Linked DNA regions of Homo sapiens: region 1 is linked to region 2. A link is a loop called in an ENCODE intact Hi-C map of the cell type or tissue named here. Cell type or tissue: gastrocnemius medialis. All regions are shown on one strand.

Evidence for each region. A loop is a pair of places that touch in the nucleus more often than their neighbours do. Peaks named below come from ENCODE experiments on the same cell type or tissue, not always from the same donor. Only the 100,000 strongest peaks of a DNase experiment are listed, where the experiment ranks them.
Region 1: it touches region 2 in a loop (5-fold over the local background); 2 of 110 quality-filtered maps call a loop at or near these places.

Annotation. Positions count from the first base shown.
Region 1 is chr15:86,852,194-86,856,193 of GRCh38, reverse strand. All of the region lies in intron 22 of AGBL1 (AGBL carboxypeptidase 1), which reads right to left. Among named protein-coding and RNA genes, the nearest start is that of AGBL1-AS1, 540 kb to the right of the region's middle. In gastrocnemius medialis, no CTCF peak of the experiment used is centred here; DNase peaks (open chromatin) are centred at 673 and 1,833; H3K27ac peaks cover 3,904 bases.
Region 2 is chr15:86,800,738-86,804,737 of GRCh38, reverse strand. All of the region lies in intron 22 of AGBL1 (AGBL carboxypeptidase 1), which reads right to left. Among named protein-coding and RNA genes, the nearest start is that of AGBL1-AS1, 490 kb to the right of the region's middle. In gastrocnemius medialis, no CTCF peak of the experiment used is centred here; a DNase peak (open chromatin) is centred at 2,287; H3K27ac peaks cover 362 bases.

The DNA of each region.
Region 1 (4,000 bases), 51 kb before region 2:
AATGAAAGAGAAAGGGAGGAGGACAAAGACATAGCCTGGAGCTAACTGTGAAAGACAGTCGGCCTGCCTGCTGTCCACCCCTTTGCGGAAATGTCAAGTCAGAGCCCATCCACACTGATGAGAAATCAGATATAGGGACTGTGAGAGGGTACATTCCAAGGAGTAATTTATCTCTGGAGGCTGAAGCTATGTAATGTCCTTACTAATCTTGAGCTCCCGGGTTTTAAAGGCTGCCATTAGGGATGAGTTATATTTTCAATAAATCATTCTAGCTAATCAGACCCTCTCATCAGGAGCTGCTAGAGAAGACGACACGATGAACCCCTCTGCAGATCTGAGCAGGGGTCCCAGATGAGGAGAGAATCCTTGGCAAAGGCCTCTACCATAAATGGATTCTGCTATCTCCCCTCCCCTTGGAATTGAGCAGAGGGAAACACAGACTGCGAGCACAGGAAGATGACGGGATCTGTGTTTGATAAGGTTATGATTAAATCAAGGTTTTTGCTCTAATTACACTGCATTTAAATAAATGCAGCCTAGTAACTAATTGTAATTGATGTGCAATTAAACATGTATTTATATCACCATTGCCTTTCCCTGTGCAGCTGTCTGTTCCTGCTTCTTATTGTGGCTGGGGATACTGAAATCTGCCTGATAGGAGGAGGAAGCACCACTTCTCCCACGTGGATGCCATGTTCCAGTGATTCAGCAAGAGATCTACTGGGACAGTGAGAAATAGCTGGATTGCTTAACCCCAAATCTATGAGGAAGACCCACACATATCATTCAAGCCCTGGAACTCAAGAGGCACTCTTAGAAATGCCATTATATTCATAAACATATGGTGCTCTGGCTCTCCTTGGCTTTATACTAAGCTACTTGAGCTTTTTGTTTATCAGATTTGTGTATTCTTCAGTGTCTACCCCCTCCCCCTGTGTTTCACACATAATAGCTGCCCAATAACATCGTGGAAACGAACTTTAAATATCAGTGTGGAATCTTCCACTGAATATATATAATTTATGCTATTGAATTTAAGACTTAGACCTTGACCCTTTATTGGGAAAACTGGTAAAAATGATGCAGTAACAACAGCATCACAATAAGATCACAGGTCCTTCTTCCCCATATTTCCCTGTCTCTGCGTGCCCTTAACCTTTGAGCAGAAGACAAGTTTCTCATCTCCTCTGCATGCCAGATGGGCCACTAAACTAGGACCAGTGGGGGGGTGTAGCAAATCACAACTATATAAGATATCACTGAAGTCATCAAAAAGCAGTGATGGAGATCGAGGGCAGTTGAGGGGAACGAATTGCAACTATGTAATGTTTTTCATGCGAATCATCAAAAATCAGTGATGGTCTTTGAGCTGCTAGGCGGAAAGTCTGAGAATTTCTATACAGGAGATAAGACCCAGATACTGCAAGATGGAGAAAGAGGAACAGGTAAGCAATTGCATGAAGAGTCAAGCTCTATTTATATTTCAGTGAACATTTATCAATGGCCTTTGCTAGAATAAATTATAAGGCTGAAGAAGATACACCCTTAGAATGTTTCTAGTCTCCACTACCAAAAGTTAGAAAACTGGCTCAGGCAAAGGATGAAAAAATGGAAATAAAATCAGGTTGTGTGCATGTAACACTGGCTCCAAATTGACTGTTTATTTGGGACATAGATGAACATCATAATCCTTTGGCTTGACTCCCCTGCAGCCCTGATGGAACACATCCAGTTGGGCCTCCTGTCACCCATCAGAGTGCTAATTAAGGAGCCAGAGAAATACCACAGTTCACCTCATCTGTTTGTGTTCTTCTGCTGAAAGGACACCATGCATCTCCCTGACAGCTAGTCATTACAGGAGCATATGGGCATATCAGGCTTCTGCCAGGGACAGCTAAGCCCCTAAGAACCCAAGCAGAGCTCTGAGTTACGCTGGCCTGTACATGTCCATTACCACTCCAGTGATACAAAGGGATGTACACCCCCATCAACTAAGATGGCTAGTGCAAATTTTGACCTCCCAAAGGAGTGTAAGTGAGACACCGTGAATGGGATGACAGAGTTGGTAGAGAGGGAAAATGCAGAGGAGGGAGAAACAGCTAGATTTGTGTTATTGCAACTCTCTCAGTGCCATTTCAGACCCAAGGTACTTGGAAGGTGCAAAATGACTTTCTGCATATTTAAAAAAAAATTGCTGTCCTTTCCACTTTTACGGCTCTTGGGTATCGAGCATTTCCCTATGCAATATTTTCTTTGACCTTTATCATCTGGCAGAAATTATTATCTCTAAGTGACTAATTAAAAAAACACGGAGACCCAGTAAGGTTAAGGAATTCTTCAAGGTCATAGTACTGTGTAAATGACAGGGTTGGGAGTAAAACCCAGGTTTTCAGACTTTTAGTCCGATGTTCTTTAAAAGCCAGTCAAATGGGCACAAGCGATCTTTTGAGAGTGACAAATGTTTTAAAACTAGATGTAGCGATGGCTGCACAAGTCGGTAAATTTTTTAGAAATCATTACATGCTTTAAAAAGTTGAGTGTTACGGTATGTAAATTGTATTTCAATACAGCTCTGAAAAATAAAGGCAGCCAAGTGTAGTAAGTAGAGCCCGGGCTTTGGTGTCATTATTCTGTAGTGCAGATCCTGATTCCAGCTCTTCTGCCCTGGGCAACATTGGGTAAGTTCTTTAATTTCTTTAAAGATCAATTTCTTCATCTGTAGAATTGGAATAATATTCTCTACTTCCTAAGATTGCTGTGAGGATCTAGCACTAAAGCAATAATAGCTAATTTTATTTATTTCTGATGACTAGAAATCGAGATATAAAAAATAAGGTAATTAGCTCTCTACTGCTTGCTTAATTGCTAATGCTTATTTGTGGATCTTGTATGAGCATTAGACGTGTGAAACTATTTTGATTGTTTTGGTCAAAGGTCTAAATCAGTGCTTTTAATTGGCATTCAACTAGCAAATAACAGTGATTTGGCATACCAAGGAGAAATAAATCTTTGTTTTCTCCTAAACTACTTATTCTAAAACTTGACTGGTCATCTGGGGAGTTGTCAGAATTCTGATGCCTTGGCCCCACCCCAGATATTGTGATTTAATTGGCATGGGGTGTGGCCTGGGCTTTGAGATTTTTTTTGGAACTTTCCCATGTGATTCTAATTGCAGCAGAGTTGAAGAACAAAAACTCATTGGCTTTCAACTCTGACCACAAATGATTCACCTGGGAAGCTTTAAAAACAACGAAGCCTGAGCCTCGTGCCCAGAGATTCTGATTTAAATGGTCCAGGGTGAAGTCTGTGCACTTTAAAAGTTCCCCAGTTGATTCTAATATGCAACCAGGCCTGAGAGCCACTGCTTCAAACCTTTGCAATAGGCAAGATGCCTTCTAGGTAGGAGATAAGGGATCTACTCCATAGCAGCCTGCCTCATTCCTCTTCCCTGCTTCCAGGAAAGAGGTTCACAGGATGGCTTGTTGAGCCCTCCATTACATGTTGACCTGGGGTAACCAGCCATAGGCCTGCTCAGTGAAAAAAGCCCTGGGGCATTTAGAACCCCTCAAGGAATGTAGGAAGGATATTTTTAAATGAAGATAATGTACCTTGCAAAAAGAGGCATTGGGAGATCAGCTTCAGTGTTAAGTCACATAATCTATATAGTGTCTGGGGGCTTGCAGGTGGATCAGAATAGAGTTTCCAGATAGCAGGGGATGTCGTAAAGTGATTTAGGAGACTCTCAGGAAATGGACTGATATGGTTTGGCTCTGTGTCCCCACCCAAATATAATCTCCAATTGTAATCCACATGTGTCGAAGGAGGGACATGTACTCTCAGTGTGTGGAGAGAGGGAGGTGTTTGGATCGTGGGAGCAGTTTCCCCCATGCTGTTCTCACAATAGTGAGTGAGTTCTCACAGGACCTGATGGTTTTATAAGTGTCTGGCATCTTCTCTGCTTGCACTTCTTTCTCTCCTGCCCCTTGTGAAGAAGGTGCCT
Region 2 (4,000 bases):
AGCCTTTCCCATCCCTCATTATACCTTCCCCAAGAATAGTGATATAGCTATTTCTGTGCAAGAAAAAACAGTATGACCCAGGTTTTTGAGGTGTGTCTTGGGCCAGAGCCAAGAGAACTGGCATTGCTTAGTTTAGGATCACATTAAATTGCAATCAAGACACATGCGTAGCATTCATATTTGGCTTCGCTTCCTTCCATTTTGCATTTTTCCTGAGGCCAGATTTGTTGTTGTTATTATTTTTGATTTGGGTTTTTTTGTTGTGTTTCTGCCTCCACCATTGGCTTGAAACAGAGAACCAGCTAAGGAGAAAATATGGTGAATTAGAAACACTTCAGAAAGTTCTGTATTGAGTTCTGATTCTGTCATTAACCAGCTGTATGTTTAAGAACCCAAATTTCTCAACAGTCAGTAATACTACTCACCTGAAGCCTTTTCTAATGACAATTAACCTGAGATATGTCAAAAGCTTGTCAGAGAACATGCACTTAACAGATGGAAGTCTCCTTCCCCCTTTCTCAGATTCACGAATGTTTAAATGAATTCCAATGAAATTTATGGTGCTTCTTCCCACTCCTTTCATATTTACTCTTAATGTTAAATACTAAAGGGCTGGAATTTCTGTCACTTCCCATGATCCCTTTGTCTTCTAGCCTGTACTTGGCTTTCTTAGGGGTTGGTTTTTTTCATGTCTCTTTTCCTGAAATCTACTCACCAAACCATTGGATAACAGACTTGTTATAAGCACTAGTCCATATTGTCTTTCCCTATGCCAAGGTTAATTAGCTACACCACTACTGATACAATGAGCCAAGTAATTCTTTATTGCGAGGGGCTGACCTGTGAATTGTAGGATCTTCAGCAGCATCTCTGATCTCTACCCAACAGATACCAGAAGCATCCTCCACCCCTGCCCCAAGTTGTGACAACCCAAAATGTTCCCAGACATTGTCAAATGTCTCTTACACACCACAGTCAGTCCTGGTTGAGGACCACTGCACTATATCTTTCCCAGTCTCTTTCCTTCAAGACTTTTAGGATGAATTTTGTCCTTACCAAGAAGCAACAGCAATATTGCCACACCATTTAGGAGATTCCAAATCACCATAAGATTAGGTACAACTCAAGGAGAGATGCAAATAACCTGATATAATTTAAATGGATCACTCATGAGATGCCAGAGTTGACTCTTACCGTTTCTGAAACGAGGCAGGATAAATACTAATTGATATACATATTAGTGTTTGTACTAGTCTGTTTTCACACTGCTATAAAGAAATAACTAAGACTGGGTAATTTATAAAGGGAAGAGGTTTAATTGACTCACACTTCCACATGGCTGGGGAGGCCTCAGGGAAACTTACAATCATGGCAGAAGGTGAAGGGGAAGCAAGGACTTTCTTCACATGGCAGAAGGAGAGAGAAGAGCATGAGCAAGGGAAATGCCAGATGCTTGTAAAACCATCAGATCTCATGAGAACTCACTCCTATCACAAGAACAGCACGGGAGAAACAACCCCCATGATCCAATCACCTCCCTCCCTTGACACATGAGGATTAGAATTCAAGATAAGATTTCAGCGGAGACACAGAGCCAAAACATGTCAGTGCTATACATGATGCTCCTTATGAAACAAATCTAAATTCTTCACCATACTATGGCCCCTCATTTGGATGCTGTTTCCAACAAGGTAAATACAAAAGAACCCTCACTTCCTTAGGAAAATTTCTCTGATTTTTGGAGTAATGGTTAATAGCAGTCCAAATAATGGGTCACACATAGTGATTTGCTTCTTACCTATCTTACGTCATGAAAAGCTTATGACAGTTCTATACTGAGTGTCTTATTATCTTCCTTTTGTAGATAAAGAAATTGGAGCAAAGAAAGGTTAAGGGACAATTGCAACGTAAAGTAATTAGTGGATGACTGAGGTTCAGTTTAAATGCAGGTCTGTCTGACCACAAATACTTATAGCTCACCTTTACCTCACCTTTATGTTCAGTAGCTCCATGAATTGCATTTATAGCACAATATTGAGATTTCATGTTTGTTTGTGTGTCCCTCAATTACTAGACTGTGAGGTCAGAAACAATGATATGCATATTCCCAGCTTCCCCTTAGATATAGAATCTGAATCTCGATGTGTTTTTACGTGTTAACATATTTACTACATTACATATTAAGTATATGCTAGACTAAAAATAAAGAGGGTAGAATTATATTACCGCATTGGGCTCTCCAGCATTGCAACATGGTTCTACTTTGTGATTTGAGGAACAGGTGCATGGTGGAACTTGAACATTTGTCCACTGGAAATGAATCAGGTAAGAAATATTTGAGTCCCTTGCAAGTGCCAGGCTCTGTGATAGGAACTGGGGTTACAATGGTGAATCAGGTAGACATATTCCCTGCCATCAAGAATACTACAATGCAATTACTGAAAACTGAAAAAAAAAATGAAAACCTCATTAGAAAGCATCTGGCTCATTTGAAAATGGGAATAATAATATAAAGTCTAAAAAAATATAATTCAAAGTTGAGAGCTGATGAGTCAAACTTGAAAAATAAAATGCTGCCCACTGTTTCTGTATATGGAATCATTCAGTGAGACTCATAAACTTAGTCTCCCTGTATAGCCACAAAAAGAACTCGGCAAATTTAAATCCCTAACTATCATCAAAAATGTTTTCAAGATTTATTCCCACCATCTAGGGAGCTGTTTAGTCTCCAAAGGATATAAAGTTTAATTCTTCCCAAGTATAATAGCATCCATAAGTTGTTGTCAGGGCTTGATCATTTCTCATCTTTAGCATAAACTGACCAGATTCTGACTCCCATTCCCTTTAAGTCTCTGAGAGCTCCAGGTTCCTCTGCAGCTCTCTCCAGAGGGCACATGTAATAACCACAGCAATGATCTTTTCTATTTACTAGTACTTGCTTTTCTCCCAGGGCATTCCAACTGGTTTAATAATAACTCCACCAAATCTTCATGTAAAATGTACTGGTAGCATCTAAATCTGTACCATGATGGAGAGATCTCCATGTTAAAGTTAAAAAGAATCTAGATATAGTTATCTCTATGTTGAAGGTTAAACAGATCTAGATAGATAAGTTATAGAGATACACACAGATACAGACAGATATATGCCAAGAGACGTTCTTGGGAATGTAGTATCTTCCTTTATGAGACTTCATTGAAGTAGGTAATATCCCACAAACGGAAATAAAGTGTGATGTAACATGAGTGAGAACCAGGGTCCATGGGCAGGTAAAATATTAATAAACTAGAAGTCTCTCATCATGAAGCAACACAGTAAGTAGCAGGCACAGAAGAGAATGGGATGAGTAAGTTTCTGAGGGGCTTTTAAGAAGGCTTTAATATAGATAGATAGATAGATAGATAGATAGATAGATAGATAGATAGATGTAATCATCAACAGTTATAAGCCAAGAAAAAACATGCATATTCTCTTTTCTGCTTCTCCCCAACATTTGCCAAGAAAGAGTTTTACTCCCTGATAGAATTCAGAAGAAAAACTTAAAAGAACTAAAGGAACCATGATGGTTGCTACTACAGGAAAAGGCAACGTTTGAAGCTGTAAGATGGTGAATGTAAGGATCATTTTGAGGATGGGCCATAAAAAAGTGTTATACATGTAAGTTCGAGTTTTTTTGTCTGAAGGCAAAGATGTGCTAAGAAGAGACACCTATTTCAAACTCAACGACCTTTTGTTGGAGAAATTTGCTTTAAAAAAAAGTTTCCTAACACTAATCTTTAGTTGATATTTCATGCATCTCACCCCTTAAAATGTCACCTTCTCTATAACCTAACTCAGCAACTGCTGCTTCTGATAACAAGTCATTGTCTTCAATCAGATAGCTTAGTTCTCTTTTTTGGGCCAGTCTCCATTTCTTTATTCTCTATTTCTACCTTTGTAAGTGACCTTCTTTTCTTCAGGTAGGAAATATTAAAGCAAATATTTTCAAACAGGATATACA